3 separate regions of the Homo sapiens genome follow, and regions 2 and 3 are each linked to region 1. A link is a loop called in an ENCODE intact Hi-C map of the cell type or tissue named here. Cell type or tissue: natural killer cell. All regions are shown on one strand. Region 1 overlaps LOC105373804 (a long non-coding RNA gene). Region 2 overlaps STAT4 (signal transducer and activator of transcription 4). Region 3 overlaps STAT4 (signal transducer and activator of transcription 4).

What was found. Hi-C counts contacts between places; a loop is a spot of excess contacts. Peaks named below come from ENCODE experiments on the same cell type or tissue, not always from the same donor. Only the 100,000 strongest peaks of a DNase experiment are listed, where the experiment ranks them.
Region 2: a loop joins it to region 1, with 5 times the contacts of the local background. A loop is called at or near these places in 1 of 110 quality-filtered maps.
Region 3: it touches region 1 in a loop (7-fold over the local background); 1 of 110 quality-filtered maps calls a loop at or near these places.

What each region holds. Positions count from the first base shown.
Region 1 is chr2:191,205,548-191,208,047 of GRCh38, forward strand. LOC105373804 (a long non-coding RNA gene) reads left to right here. Exons shown (of 4, transcript XR_923707.3): 4 at 1,627-1,711. Among named protein-coding and RNA genes, the nearest start is that of MYO1B, 39 kb to the right of the region's middle. In natural killer cell, no CTCF peak of the experiment used is centred here; DNase peaks (open chromatin) are centred at 1,164 and 1,434; H3K4me3 peaks cover 1,315 bases; H3K27ac peaks cover 2,443 bases.
Region 2 is chr2:191,125,342-191,127,841 of GRCh38, forward strand. All of the region lies in intron 3 of STAT4 (signal transducer and activator of transcription 4), which reads right to left. Among named protein-coding and RNA genes, the nearest start is that of STAT4, 24 kb to the right of the region's middle. In natural killer cell, no CTCF peak of the experiment used is centred here; DNase peaks (open chromatin) are centred at 1,220 and 2,080; H3K27ac peaks cover 2,500 bases.
Region 3 is chr2:191,114,185-191,116,684 of GRCh38, forward strand. All of the region lies in intron 3 of STAT4 (signal transducer and activator of transcription 4), which reads right to left. Among named protein-coding and RNA genes, the nearest start is that of STAT4, 36 kb to the right of the region's middle. In natural killer cell, no CTCF peak of the experiment used is centred here; DNase peaks (open chromatin) are centred at 447, 1,427 and 1,847; H3K4me3 peaks cover 414 bases; H3K27ac peaks cover 2,296 bases.

The sequences.
Region 1 (2,500 bases):
TAGGAAAACCAGAGACCTTTGTTCACTTGTTTATCTGCTGACCTTCCCTCCACTATTGTCCTATGACCCTGCCAAATCCCCCTCTGCGAGAAACACCCAAGAATGATCAAAAAAAAAAAAAAAAAAAAAAAAAAAAACTCCTGACCTCAGGTGATCCGCCTGCTTCAGCCTCCCAAAGTGCTGGGATTACAGGCGTGAGCCACCGCACCCGGTCTCTTTGCTTTCTTTTAAGTTAAGACTGTAATTGGAATAACTTTCCACATCAATACATATGGAACTGCCTTCTTTTTAACCAAATCCTTGATGGATTTAGGTTTTAGTCTTTTATTAATAATGTTTCAGTGAATAACCCTCACTGTGCATCATTTCACACATGTGGAAGTAAATCTATGGAATACAGTTAGAATTACTAGATTCAAGGATGTGCAGGTTTTTAGTTTTTAAAAACTAAATTGCCAAATTGCCCTTCATAAAGCCCACATTATACCCTCACAATCAATGTATAGAGTGCTATCATCCTATTTCATAAAAACTTTACTTTTCGGTTTATTCATCCACCTCCACGCTCACACACTCAATAGCCCCAAACTGTTCAGCTTCTGAAATGCAAAATTCAAACGTACACCTCGTCCATAACTTTTATCCAACTACTCCCATTACACCCCCACGCCTTCCCCAGTAGTTGGTTGCTGCATTCCCTTCCTCTTCCCATCACACCTAGCTCTGTGATCTGTCACTTCATCCTGAATCAGGCCAACCATTGCCACCTCCAAGCCAACATCCTAGCTACCAAGTGCTCCTAGAGAGAAATTACTCCACCTGGGCTGCTCCAAATTCATATTCCCCAACCTCACCTGGGCCCTCCGCACTGCTCCTTGTGATCAATGCTCCCTTCCCCGGAAGAGTTTTCAAAGCTTTCCATTCTCCTCGGAACTCCCTCCCCACCAACGGATAGCCACCCTTCCAGCTTCCTCGGGGAAATGATAATCCCATTTTTCTTCCCCCTCTCCTCCACTCTTCCTCTCTCCCTTCTCCTTTCCCTTATCATTTAAGCCTCTTCTAGCCTCTGTCATCTAAAAAGCCTCTCTCTTGACTCTGCTCTACCTCTTCCTGTCACTCTCTCGCCTCTCGCCCTGTTCACGGCCTCACTTCCTGTGAGAGAATCCACGCCGTGATTATTCCACCCCATCTCACATTAGTCTCCAAACCTCTGAAGTCTGACTTCAACCATCACAATTAAACTTGCTCTCGTATGCACCCAGTAAGCTGACAGTAATTACTGTCAACCTTCTGCCACTTGACCTCGCTGCAGCATTGGACACTCTTCCATCCTCCTTCATGAAACGGCCTTTTGTTCCTTTAGCTTCTGGCGCCTCATCTCTTGCCACTCACCACCTCCTGTCTGTGCTGCAGCCTTATTCAGCTCTTGACACTTCCTCATGTGGTGGATGGGGTGTTGACTCCTCAACTCTCCGAGTGATTAGTCTAAACCAAACATAGTGATCTCACTCCCCTAGCTAGCAATTTGATCCGGAAGAAGTATGTGACCCAAGCCTGGCCAATAAGACATGAGAAGTTGTCTGCTTGGGATCAAAAGAGATTTTTTTATTATTATTATTCCTAAAGGGTCATGTGGGAAAGACAATATATCTTCTTATGCCGAGGATGGAGCAGAACACAGGGAGGAGGGAAGAGCCAGGACAACACAGAGCAGAGGAGCTCAGCCATGTGGACTCTGCCTGAGGCCACACTGCAGAGGACCTCTTGTTATGTAAGATCCTAAATTGGCTCATGGCTTAGCCAGCTTGAGTGAGGCTTTATTTGCTTGAAGGCATTTGAACCTATACACCATATTCACCTCTCCATTTGTATGTGTTGTTTCTTCTGCCTGGAACCTTTTTACGACCATTTATCTCCTCTTTCCTACTCATCCATGAAGCCTCAACTCAGGCATACTTCTACCAGGGGGCCATCTATGGTCCCTCAAGAGAAGGCATCTTTCCTTTGTGCTCCTATAGTACTGCGTGAGAACAGAAGTATAATAACTTACTTGGGCCAGTGTGGTGGCTCATGTGGGTAATCCCAGCACTTTGAGAAGCCAAGGTGGGGGAGAACTACTTGAGACTAGGAGTTCGAGACTAGCCTGGGCAACAAAGCGAGATGCCCCCCAACCCTGTGCATTTCTATACAAAGTAAAAAGAAAAAAAAATAGCCTAGCACAGTGGTGTGCACCTATAGTTCCAGCTACTTGGGAGGCTGGGGTAGGAGGATTCTTTGAGCCTATAAGTTGGAGGCTGCAGTGAGCTATGATTGTGCTACTGCACTCCAGCCTGGGTGACAGAGCAAGATACTGTCTCAAGAAAAAAAAAATTACTTGAATATAACTCCCACTAGACTGTAATTCTTTGAGGAGGAAGATGACTTTTAGCACCCAACACAGTGCCTGGCACATAGTAATTGCTCATTAAATATCTGCTAAAAGAATAAATATTACTTTCAT
Region 2 (2,500 bases), 80 kb before region 1:
ACCTCATTGTGCACTTAAAAGCCCACTGGAGGTGAGATCACTATGTTCTTGACAGAAGTAGCCAATCAGAGCATATGGTAATAGACAACTGGAAATTGACTATCTACTGAGCCATTGGCTGTGGATCCTCATTATTTATTATTATTATTATTATTATTATTATTGAGACAGGGCCTTGCTCTGTCACCCAGGCTGGAGTGCAGTGGTGCAATCGTAACTTGCTGTAACCTCAAACTCCAGGGCTTAAGTTATCCTACCACCTCAGCCACCCAAGTAGGTAGTACTACAGGTGTACGCACGCTACCATGCCCAACTAATTTTTTGTAGAGATAGGGTCTCACTATGTTGCCCAGTCTGGTCTTGAACTCCTGGCCTCAAGCAATCCTCCCACCTCAGCCTCCCAAAGTGCTGAGATTACAGACATGAGTCACCATGCCGGGCCTGGATCCTCATTATTGAAAGGGAGTGCGGGGAGAGTTAGATTTAAGTTGAGCAAATCTTTTGTCCCCAGGTCATCTCTAGGAAAGGCAGTAATGAAAGGTCAGAGGGTGCCTGGTGACTTGATGAAAAAACCAACATCCTCCCTGAGTCATGAACTTCTTGTTGGTAAATTAAAATGGATACATTTGAAGTTATTTGTTTGGACCCATTAAAGGAAGCTGTTCAATGCCTACAAATTAAATTTAGAGATCTACTAAGTTTAGATATCTGCTTGACCGTTGCTCCCTTCAGTCACAATTTTAAAGCTAAACATAAATTAATTTTGAACTGATTTGGATTATACTGACAAACTTGTTTTCAAGCAGATCTATTTATTTTTGCTCCCATTTTTATGCTTTTGCTTATTAAACCTACTTTAACAAAATTTATATTAAAATATGTTAGAGGCCTATTTAAGGTAAAAAGTCTTGTGAGCTGTCTCGGTTTTGATTAAGTATCTCTTTGAAAGTTTCCAAATCACAATGGGTTTAGAACAGTGTAGATGGCTTTCTTATAGGTCTTCATCTCCATGAAATGGGGACAAATAAACATTTTCTAAAAACTTAGTTGAAAGACACAATTATCCTACTTTTTATGTGATTATCTGCCCAAATTTTGCTTAACAACCACCATGATGCTCCTAGCCAATGAAGCAATAGATAGTGAAAATCAACAGCTGACTGTGAACACCTTCATGTCGTCTTTCTCTACCAGCATCTGTATCTCCCCACCCACTTCCTCAGTGGTACGGTTAGTTGTCACACTAGAGGCTGTAGAAATCTCATTTTTTTTTCCTGGCCACAGACTGCCCTCTGGGTTGGCAGCTTCTCTGCAAGCTTCTGTTACAGCTGTCAGGCCAGCAGATTCACATGCTGGGGTTTCCATGTCAGCTCCTGGACAGATTGGGTGGGTTTCTTCTGTAAGTACCCAGGATGACATGGGTCTTGGACTTGACTTTTCATCACATGAAATAGTTTCCCCTCACCTTGGTATATTACAGCTAATCTTGTTTGTTTGTTTGACATTCTGGCTCTGTCATCCAGGCTGGAGTACAGTGGCATGATCACGGGTCACTGCAGCCTCTGCCTTCTGGGTTCAAGTCAGCCTCCCACCTCACCCTCCCACGTAGCTGAGTCTACAGGCACACACCACCATGCCCAGCTAATTTTTTAATCTTTTTTGTAGAGATGGGGTCTCCTTATGTTGACCAGGCTGGAGGCTAACTTTTGTGTTATGGAAAATAAAATCCATCCAGTCTCTGGATGATTTGATGAGAGGGAGAACAGAGGTTAGAATGAGAAAAAAAAAACCAAAAAAACTCAGTGTCAGAATTCTCCAATATTCTTTTGCCTACAGCAGACAAGGGGTGGGTCTTCCTAGAGAGAAAATCAGCTCTGGATATTTTTCAATAAAAACATATTGAAACCTTTGATGGTTCCCTATTAAGTCCAAACTGCTTAGCATGGCATTCAAGATCTTCGCTTAAAGTGCCTCGCTTGTTTGTGAGATAGGAAATCTCATGTTGTCATGTTCTTGCTCTTGCTGTACCAGATACTCTTTTTCTTCTACTCCTCTTCAGAGAGTCCTGAACTATGCTTTTATAACCAACCCATGTGTTTCTAACTGTGAATTATGATTGCATATGCCTCTACCACGGTGCTTACCACACTACATCATAAATATTCATTTTCACTTTGTCTCCATTCTAGGTAGCAAACTCTTTCAACATAAGAATTTTATCTAAGCACTCTTCACTTTATGCCTTTGCCAGTCAACACTATCCTGATGTTAACATCCATATGATGTAATCAATATTCAGTCAACAAATATCTGGAGTAGATAGCCATTGTACCCCAAAGTAAATCATATGAGCCCTACTTTTAAGAAATCCAAGCTGTCACTGGAATAAAAATGATGTTTCATCATCCACAAAGTAATTATTGCATAAAGAAGCCCCATACTCTGGCATCCACTTTACAAAAATAAAAAATCAGGGAAAGGATGAATCGTCATGGACTCG
Region 3 (2,500 bases), 91 kb before region 1:
ATACTCAACTGCTAAAATAATTTTAAAGTTGGCCAAGGCATAAAATTTATAGCCTGAAGTCTTGCCAAAATCACGGTAATGAGACCATAAATCAATAGAATGTCCCTAAAAATAAATTTTGCTGGTTATTTGTTGCATACATATTATTATTAAGGTTCCTTGCATATCTAAAATATTATTTTCCTTATGCATATGGTATATAATAAATGGATACTGTGGTACATTTTGTGTGCAGTATAGAATAGTGGTGAAAGCAAAAGAAGAAACGATATATTTAAAAATAAGCATTTCAGTATCGTTTTTCTTACTGTTCTATTCTCACCTCCTCCGTTAAGTTTAACAGGAAGTCACAACTCTCAGTTGCATAACTTGTGTTTTCCATTCTCTGCATATTTTTCAGCTGAGCACTTATTAGAAATATGAAGTCACTTCAAGTGACAACACCATCATGACACCTCCTATCAAAAGTGACGTCACTTTTGTCTATAATCAAAGCACTGGGGCTCTCCTACCAAATCATTTCACTTGCCATAGGGCTACTGCTGTAGATCATGCTTCTTTACGGGCTGCAGAGCTGGGGGCTGCCTTTGGAGTGGAGAGACAGCAATTACAAACGTTGAAGAGGATGGAGTTCTGCTTTCAGTTCAGCTCAGCAGCCACATAATGTATTGTTGAAGCAGTGGGAAGGTATGTTCCTACCCTCGCAGGCAAAATTTCACAGACTTTTATGTGTTGTCATTATTGCCATTGTTATTTTTTTGTTTCCAGAACTGATGTACTGAATCGCATATTAGTTTATGTGATAAAAAAGGTAAATTTGTTTTTTCCCTCTATATTTGGTATTTTGATTTTTTTTACAACAAGTATGAAAGTGTGTTACTTTTATAAACAGAAAAAAGTATCTGTTTTTCAATTCTACCAACACTTATGGAGGGTCTGCTATATGCCACACACTGTGCTGAGTATTGGGAATCCAAAGTTGAAAGAGATAATTCCACCTCCAGGTCATTTCATCAAAAACCCATTCACCAAGAACCCATTTGTCAAGGTGATTCCTGGTCCTTTGTTCTCAAAAACTCACAAGCTAAAAGAAAACACAGACATGTAAGCAGTCATGAGATGTCTGCTTCATTGGTGATGAACAAAGCTATTGTTCAAGGCTCAGAGAGGAAAATAATTCTTTGGAGGTTAGGAATGGATCCAATGAAATAAAGCAACCTTGGTGTCTCACCCTAGGAGACATAGCTTCATAAGAGGGTTGTGGGTTGGATTCCATCACCCACTTGTCCTTCTGTCTGGTTCATTTGTGCAAGACATAACCTGTCAACCACGCTTCAATGCCTTGGAGAACTCTACTGTTTTGAAAACATCTGCTTTGGTCTTGATGCTATCTTATCAGATTCTGCAAAAGCTGACCAGCCATTTCCGTTGTGTCTCATCAGGTCCTTAGTCACCTATGACAATTGGACCGAATGCTCCTCCCACAAGCAAAATCACCATAGCTTGTTTCCAATGAGAATCTTAGGTTACATTAAGTATCTGGGTGATTCAGCTGGTACCTGACCTCAGTCCTCAGAAATACTGACTTTCTGTCAATGCATAGACAGTGAAGAATAAATTTTGTATTTTCCTGTATATGTTATGCCAGGATTATATTCATCAATAAACTTCAATTTGGGAGGTGGAGAAGAGTCCAAAAATGTACTCTTATTCTAAATACTAGGTCCTCTTTCTGACTATTCAAGTAGGGCTACTTACAGAAGGCCAGATACAACTATATCTATTCTACATTACTGCTTACTTCCTGCAGGAGTAAGGTATTAGTCATATGGTACGTTTGGTTGAAATGAACATTATGACCACAGAAAAAACTTAGAATGTGTTGGATTGTCAGAAAAACTTCATTTGCTTGAATTGTGCTCTGATCATTACATGTAATGCTTTGGTAAGGGCCGTGATGGACAAAGTCAATGGTACTCTTCCATTCCCAATGTGAAGCTAAGATCACATATGTACCCTTTGTTCACTGATGCTGACAAGAGGGAATTGGTTTGATAATACAGTGCTTTTACACCTATGATACGACACCACCTTCTCTGCAGAATCATATCACCTGTACATTTCATCCTAAATTAATGCCCTTGTCAGCTGGTCTTGTGGCTGTGCAATTACTTTGCAAGCTAAAATTTAGATAAAGAAGAATCAGCCTAGTTATAATAAAATAGCCCAAGGAAAGTTGAGAAATGCTAATTCAAGTTAGAAAGAAATACCCGAGTAGCCTAGAAAATAATCTTCTAATAAAATCAGTGTAGATTTACAATAAGTTAAAAGGAATAACCTTATAGATTTAGAATTTTTTTAAAAGCATATTGCATGAAATTTAGACAAAGGTGGCATGCTTTGGGAACAGTCCATCCCACTTAACTTTCTCGGTTAAAGCAGGACACCACTGAAGGCTGCTTGAAGACTCAGCTCCAGTATAATTACTTGCAATTACTTA